Regions from separate parts of the Mus musculus genome. Here region 1 is linked to region 2. The links are chromatin loops, found by intact Hi-C in ENCODE. Cell type or tissue: gastrocnemius. All regions are shown on one strand.

The links. Hi-C counts contacts between places; a loop is a spot of excess contacts. Peaks named below come from ENCODE experiments on the same cell type or tissue, not always from the same donor. Only the 100,000 strongest peaks of a DNase experiment are listed, where the experiment ranks them.
Region 1: it touches region 2 in a loop (3-fold over the local background); 1 of 42 quality-filtered maps calls a loop at or near these places.

What each region holds. Positions count from the first base shown.
Region 1 is chr11:79,701,411-79,705,410 of GRCm38, reverse strand. Gm11205 (a long non-coding RNA gene) reads right to left here and starts at 841. Exons shown (of 2, transcript XR_880034.1): 1 at 745-841; 2 at 397-623. n-TTcgt3 (a tRNA gene) reads right to left here and starts at 761; the gene lies at 690-761. In gastrocnemius, a CTCF peak has its summit at 1,866; DNase peaks (open chromatin) are centred at 1,703, 2,370, 2,572, 3,458 and 1 more place; H3K4me3 peaks cover 3,893 bases; H3K27ac peaks cover 4,000 bases.
Region 2 is chr11:79,840,796-79,844,795 of GRCm38, reverse strand. No RefSeq gene overlaps it. Among named protein-coding and RNA genes, the nearest start is that of 9130204K15Rik, 46 kb to the right of the region's middle. In gastrocnemius, no CTCF peak of the experiment used is centred here; no DNase peak of the experiment used is centred here; H3K4me3 peaks cover 102 bases; H3K27ac peaks cover 3,457 bases.

The sequences.
Region 1 (4,000 bases), 140 kb after region 2:
CTCAAGGTTTTACTCTTGCGCTTGGGAGTCAGAAGTGGATGGACAGTTCAAAGGCAGCCCGGTCTACATAGGGAGCACCAGGATGGTTAAAGCTACATTGCCATGTGGTTAGACACTGTCTCCAAAACAAAAACATCCATCCAAACAAACAAACAAGAAAACAACGAAAAATTGCTACCCTTTAGTATAGTTTTGAAGAGAGAAGCTAGTTGGTGGTAAGCCAACCTCAGTAATCCCGGCAGGACACAGGAGACCATATCCTAAAACAACAAAAAAATGGGATCAGGAATCTGAAGCACTGGACGTCCTGTCACATGATATCTGGCTGTTTACCTTACAAAAGACTTGGAAGTGTCACAAATATGTGGGTCCTGATATAAAACGTCAAGGCTGTGAAAGGTGTGGGCGCCTGGGGGAGGGGAGGACAGTTGGCTGAGCAGGGGAAAGCGGCGACACGCACGCACGTTGTAGGGAAGGAAAGTTCACAGAGAAGGCTTGCCTTCGTCGCGGGATCCAGACCGGAGTTGAAGGGTAGAGGATGCAGGGAGTTCAGCAGCTGTGCGGGGCCTCTGGAAAGAGTTACAGTGCTCTGGCCACGAACCGGTAGAGGAGGGGCTGAACTCCTGAACAAAAACAAAAACAAACAAACAAAAGGGAGCTGAAAACAAGAAAATATCTCTTCCAAACGCAGGCACGGACGGGGTTCGAACCCGCGATCTTCGGTTTACGAGACCGACGCCTTACCACTTGGCCACCGCGCCTGACAGCCGAGCGGCTGGTGGAAGCTCTCAGTGGAGGGGAGGTGGTGCGGGTGGGGAGGCGGACAAGCCCCGCCCCTCGCTCAGGCCCCGCCCCCGCGCAAAGCCCGCCCACCGAGCGGCTCTGACTGACGGGTCCCGGCCTCCTTCCGCCCGGCGTCAGCTTAGCGGACAGTGCTGCGGGCGGGCGGGCGGAAGCCCTGAGGACACGGGAAAGCTTTGGCGGCCGCGGAGCCATCCTCTCCCCGCCCCGCTCGGGCCTCACACAGCCGGGAGAGGCCTCAGAGCTGTGCGTGAGGCCCGGCATGAGCGTGAGAGCGGGGAACCAGCTTGTGGACGGCGGGGACCCGGCACGGCGCGGAGGCCCGGGAGAATAACGGAGGCCAAGAGGGCGAGGCAGGAGGGCGAAACTACCGAGACGGAGGGCGGTCATCGGAGGGAGACGGGGATTGAGGGACAGACGGGACTTTAATTCGCTTTAGGTTTAGTTCTAGGCGAGGGATGGGTGAGGGGTTGGGGCGCTTCTCCCACTGTCTCCTCGGTCCTCCATTTCGTCGACGTTTACGTCGTCAGGTATTTACTGGAGACAGACTCCCAGGCTGACGTCAGACTCTCAACTCAGGATCCTTACTCCTCCATCTCCCAAGGGTTGGGATTTCAGGCGTGGGCCATGGCCCGTTTTACCGGATGCTGGAGATCGAACCCAGGATTTCGTGCGTGCTGAACTAACGTAACAGAGCTACAATCCTAGTTCCTAGATCTAGTATTTAAATTTGTAATTAAAAAAAAAAAAGTCTTTAAAGTTTTAGTAAGGAAATTAGGTCTCTGAATCCTATGGCCATGGCATCTGTTCCAGGAGAGAGGAGAGGGTGGCCCTCCCCATGGTGCAGGGCTGTGATGCCAACCGGGCAGTCAAAGGTCCCACTCACCAGCCTTCTTAAGTGCACTCCTGTAAGTAGGATAGCACAGCCTGGCGAAGGAAACGCCCTCCAGAGGGCTTGTGCTATTATTGCCCGACATGCTATAACTAGTAAGTATTTATCATTCTGCCTGCATGTATGCCTAACAGACTTAGAAGGTGGCCCCAGATCTCATTACAGATGGTTGTGAGCCACCATGTGGTTGCTGAGAATCGTACTCAGGACCTCAGGAAGAGCAGCCAGTGTGCTCTTATCCTCTAAGATATCTTCTCCAGCCCCCAGAACTTTTTTTTTTAATGTAAAATTGGGGAGATTTGTAAAACTTAAGGATATCTTTATGGATGTATGTTAAAAACACAACTTTTATTATAACTTTGTTTAGTTTACATAGTGTTAACTGGACATAAGTACCTTGTACACCACAGCACTACAGATTTTTTTGTTTCTTGTTTTTGTTTTTTCACTGTGGGGACTGGACTGAACTCTGGGTCTCCTGGACGGTAGACAAGGACCCCACCACCAACCTTTACCCCAGCACCCTCCCCCCAACTCTCTCTAAGAGGTTGTTTAGAATGTTACTTTATGCGTGTGAGTGCTTCACTTGCAGCTATGTATGTGCACCAAGTGTATGCCTGGTGCCAGCCGAGGTCAGAGGAGGGCATGGGATCCCCTGAAACTAGTAATGGGTGGTTGTGAGCCCCCCCCCCCACACTCACACTTTGGGTGAGTGCCCGGAAATAAACTCAGGTCCTCTCTATGAGGAATAAGTATTTTTCTCCAATTCTTTCTACTTTCTGTTCTGAGCCAGGGTCTTGCTGAGTTGCCCAAACTGGTACTCTTTAGCCCCAGGACTTGGGATCCAGTCTGAACTGAAACCCAGCCCCTTAGACACCATATCCCTTCTCCACGGGTCTCTGGCAACCATCATTCTTTCTGCTTTTCAGAGGCTGACAACCTTAGACCCTTCATGTCTAAGGAATGATGCAGCGTGTCTGATGGGGACCAACTTACTTCAGCCCCTCAGCTTCCATTTTGTAACTGCAGAAGGATGTGCTGGCTTTGTTCTCTCACAGCTTAGGCCACATTCTCTTTACCTGTCACTGCCTGGTAGACTTTTTTGGTTGTCAATAATACTCCAATGAGAAGAGTGGCAAGTTCATGTGAGATACACACCCAGAAGCAGCAATGTGGGTTTAATTTTATTTTTACATTTTTGTTTATTTTGAGACAGGGTGGGTCTCTCTTTGAAGTCCTGGCTAGCCCACTACTTGTGATTTGTAGAACAGAATGGTGAGGTAGGCCTCCCTTTGTCTTCCAAATGCTGGGCCTGAAGGTGTGCGTCCGTGTGTGTGTGTGTGTGTGTGTGTGTGTGTGTGTGTGTGTGTGTGTCTTTTTTTAAATGGGATCTGCAGTTTCCATAATGGCTCCATTGTTTGGAATTCCCACCACAGCACACAAGCAGCTCTATGCCCCTGTATCATTTTCTTGGCTGTGAATAGTGGCCGTCCTCACTGTGCTGATTACTGGCGTGACATCTTTTCCTGGGCTTGCCGGCCATTTGTGTGTCTTTGGAGAAATGTCTTCTCGTGTCCTTTTAAAATTGGCTTATTTGTTCTTTTTGTTTGTTGCAGCTTAAAACATGGTTACTAGCTTCCTTTTAACCTGTGCTCAGTGAATTTTTGTATATGAAGCAAGGGAAGGATCCAGTCTAGCTAGCCTTCAAGGGATACAGCAGGGAGGTGAGCCAGACACAGCCTGTAGCTGAACTCAGACTGGGAAAACCATAAGCCATTCTCTCTGCGGACCACAGAGGTCATAGAGCTACCCTGCTGGGGACAGTCACATACAGATCCGGTGCCTTTCCAGGTTTGAGGTTGGGTTCTTCGTGGAGTAGATAAGACTGCCGAGCTGCTGGGTGCAAACAATCAAAGCCATGTCCAGCGTCCCTACTGCTACTATTGAATTTCAGTTTCTTCGTCCACAAAATAGGTGTCAGCCATTAACTGTGGCCCTGCATGAATCAAAAATAGATCAGGGAGCTGGGCATGGCAGCCTTTAATCCTAGCACTCTGAGACTGAGGCAAGAGGATCAGGAATTCAAGACCAGTAAGGGCTATCTGAGACTCTGGAGAAATGGAAACAGCCTAGAGATGGTTCAGTGAGGACAGGTACTCGATGCCAGGCCTGAGTCCACAGTGGAAAGAACCACCTTCCGCAAGCTTCTGGGCCTCCACAGACACTGCATGGCATGTACGCCCCTGCACATGCACATACACATATATAAAATTGTAATTTAAAGGCCGCTTCAGTTTTCATTGCTAA
Region 2 (4,000 bases):
ACCAAGGCAGGCACAGGACTGTGTTGGCTCAGCATCTAAGCCGGTTCTGGTCCTCACTTTGCTGAAGTAACTGGACTTCTGCCTGGCTCCAGATCCAAGGCTGCCCTTGGTATGTGGATGCCTTCTTGCCTGAATTCCTCGTTAAATAACTGTCCCTGGCCCAAGTTGGAAACTCTGCTTGCTTCTGCAAGTTTTCCTGGTCAGGAGTCTTAGCCCAGCGTCTAGAGTTCTGCTACTTGTCAGCGTCTGAGCTGCTTAGATGTCTCAGGTGTCCTCTGGATCTCTCTAGAAGCTACTCAGGACAGACTCCAGCCTCAGAAAGCTTGCTGTGGCCCCTGCAGGCTGCTGATCTTGTGCCTTTTCATTGTCTATATGTGGTTTGGGAATATTTTCCTCCTTCTAGGGAGGGCCAGGGCTGCTCACTGGCACCATCAGGGTGAGAGTTAGGAGAAGAGAGTTCCTATCTCAGGAGGACGCCCAGAGGTCCCCCGAGGAGAGAGTTATAGCAGTGTCTATAAATGCTCATCTGAATGCAGCGGAACATGCACTGACTTCTCAGCTAGAATTTTTAGCAGCCTAAGGGAAGAACTTGAAAGTGAATTGATTTAAATAAAGTCTACCTGGGAAGTCCGTGTGCATCTAGCTCCAAGCATGACTCATTGTATCAGCTGAAGTAGCATCGCAGGGATACAGTGCCATGCAGCCTTCAGTCTGGTACCCTTTGGGTTCCCTCTTGGTCAAGCGTGCTCATGGTCACAAAATGGTTTCAAGAGCTCTGGGAACGATATCCCTTCCATTTTTTTTTTTTTAAGATTTATTTATTATTATATCTAAGTACACTGTAGTTGTCTTCAGATGCACCAGAAGAGGGCGTCAGATCTCATTACGGATGGTTGTGAGCCACCATGTGGTTGCTGGGATTTGAACTCAAGACCTTCGGAAGAGCAGTAGGTGCTCTTAACCACTGAGCCATCTCTCCAGCCCCCCCTTCCATTTTTAAATTCCTTTTTCTTTTCAGAAGACAAAGAGAAAGATCAACCTCCCTAATTATATAATCAGAACTCTCAGAATTGAGGTTTGTTAGCCCTGAGAGTGGCCTGACTGGGCTCATCACCCTTCCCTGGAAACAACTGCGAAGGCCAGGGAAATGTGGTATGTGGCTTGGTTAAGGGTTGGGTCACAAGAATCAACCTTGGATTGGGGGTGGGGGTGGGGAGAGAATTAACTCCAACCAAGCCCATACAGTCGGGAATGGGCAAAGGATGTTTTTAAGGATGTTGAAGGGCTTTGCTAGCAGGAGCAGGAAGGTTTGGAGGCAGGAAGGAGACTCACAGATTCAAGTTCACCTTTGTTGAAGAGTGAACTTGGGGTGTTGCAGTTTAATACTCAGCAGAATGCCAGGATCACAGAGTCAAGGGACGACATCAGGATCAGTGGATAGAGAGGAAAAAGTACTGATAGTTGTCTTGACCTTAGAGACTGCACTCTGACAGGTCAGACTGGCTCAAAGAACCAGGGCCAGAGCCAGGGCCAGGCAGACATTGGCTCTACTCCCTCTCTCTCAGCCCTGGCTCCAGGCAGGCCAGTCAGCACCAGGTCATCTAGCCCGGGTTTCAGTGCCTCTCAGGTCACCCAGTTACCACAGGTACCTCCCCCAGGCCTGGGCTGACAACTGGATTCCCTCACTACAGTGTTTACTCTTTTGGCAGTAAAAACACTGAGCAGAACATTCACTGCCACTTGGGACAATCACTCCTTCAACCGTCTTTGGGGCTTGCTGCTTTGGTTATCCTCTGTGCTTAAATGTAGCTTGTCAGCCCCATGTAGGTAGGGTACTGTGGCTTGAATTGAGCCTCAGAGAAAAGAATGGGGCCAGAGGTGCGTTTGGATGGTCCCTACCATCAGAAGGCATAACCAGTAGAAAGCCAATTGCAGGATCTAAAGCTGAGGCCGCTTCCACCTGCCAGCTAATATTCTGCTATTTTTGTGGTCTTGCTCCTAATGATCAGAGTCACCACAGCATGTAGCCTCCTCAATCAGGAAGTCTCTCAATCAGGAAGAATTCAAGGGAAATAATGTGATGTGTTTTCTTTTAGGTTTTGTTTTTGTTTTTATCATGGAAGGGAAAAATTAAGATCAAACGAGTCCCTCTCATCACCCCTTCTTTTGTTCCTGTATTTCTCCCCTCCCCCTTCTGCGGGGAGCCTCACCAGCCTTCCTTCTTCCATCGTGAAGAAGTGTTTGATTCTCCTTTTGGAGGAGGAGGAGGAGGAGGAAGAGGAGGAGGAGGAGGAGGAAGAGAAGGGAGAAACATTGGTCACTCAGAAGTGGCTGGCAAACTATGCCTGCCTCTTCACTTCCTCTGGGGTGGATTCATTTAAAAGTAACAGTTTCCCAAGTGGCTGCCAAACCCACAGCACCAGGAAGGGGGTGGGGGAGAGGCGAGGATCTGGAAGGACAAGCTGGAGCCAGACTATGTGGGCAGGGAGTGGGCTACCTCCTGGACACCATCCCCTGAGAGCATCCTCCAGGCTAAAGGGGAATCTGTCTGAACTGGTGTGTTCAGGCCCCCCGCAAGCAGCCAGGAATGAGTTGGAGGTTCCCTCTCTCCCTCTCTCTGTTCTAGTCCTCAGAACTCCTCTGTTTTCTTCATCCTTCAGAGCAATTTCTTTCCCCAAGAACTCCCCGTAGCTGTCAACCCAGTGGGTCCTGGATCTTCCCTTTGCTCTCTCCAGACACACACAGGCTCTGGTCCTGAATAGATCTGACTCAAGCTCTCCATCCACTTCCTGGCAGGCTGAACCATCACTTCTTCATAGGCAACAGAGTAAGTGGATGTTTACGGAGTTCTGAGAGCAATGTGGTCAGTCCCATCCCTACTGCCTCTTTGGTAGCCTGGAGCTCATATTTTATGGGAACATCCCCACCTGACTTTGATCCATGCGTGACCCTTTAGGTAGTGGTGTTCTGCTCCCAGCTTCAGGAGGAGACCTTGCGGTCCAACTGGAAGCTAACAGGACACCTCAGGGTTTCACTTCCTTGACTGATACATGAGTAGAGAGCACAGAGGCCGGTCCAAACTCAGTTCTCCTGTAGAAGATGCTGGACACAGATGCTTGTCTCTTTTGGCTAGATTCTATCTGGGTATGGCCATAGCAGTTGGACACGAAAATTGTGTCTGAGAAAAGCCACCCTAAGCGGGATGGAGCTGAGCTTCAGAAGTGGATACCTACCCCAGCCCATGTTGGGCTGCTATCCCCTGCGGAGTGAGCCTTACCCAGCTTCCTCCTTCTCTCTGCCCAGTCTTTCCTGGCTGTTAGGGCATACAAGTCATCTCTGAGAGCTTGCTCACTGAACCAGCAACCATTGTTGGCTCCATGGAGCAGGCTACCACTGATGCCTAGTAAGTCAATTTCCAGTAGCCTGTGCGCCTGTGGTTTTCAATAAGCCACACAGGGCTTTCTGGAACACTGAGTCTCCTTGATGTCGGCCTCTGTGGACCACTGAAGGAAAGAACCCACAGTTCCTGCTTATCTTCCTGGGACCATTCTCTGAAAAGATTTTGATTTGTTTGGACATGTGGCCCACAGAAGGCAAGGAGGGCCCTGGGGGTAGTGTTGGCTTTGGATTCTAACCTTACTGCTGTCCCGACATCAGTGTAGCCACAGGTCATCTGCATCCCATTACTTTCTATTTCTTTGCTATGATGAGACTACACTATTTCCTAAATGGACCTGGGATTATTGAAATAGCTGGCACAGAGGTACTAGGTAGGTGTCCTATCTCACTCACCCTCCCAGGGCTGGTGGAGGCAGGCGTAATACAGACTTGGGGATTCTATCCACACACTGGGGTTTAGAGGACCTGGGGGTGGTTGGCATCCCCAGCTGGTTCTAGTTAATGGTACCAACTTAGAACCTTCCCTACCAAGGGGACCCAAGTTTCTAGAAAATGTCTGATTTAGCCAATTTATTTATTGAAAAATTACATTTTATTTGGT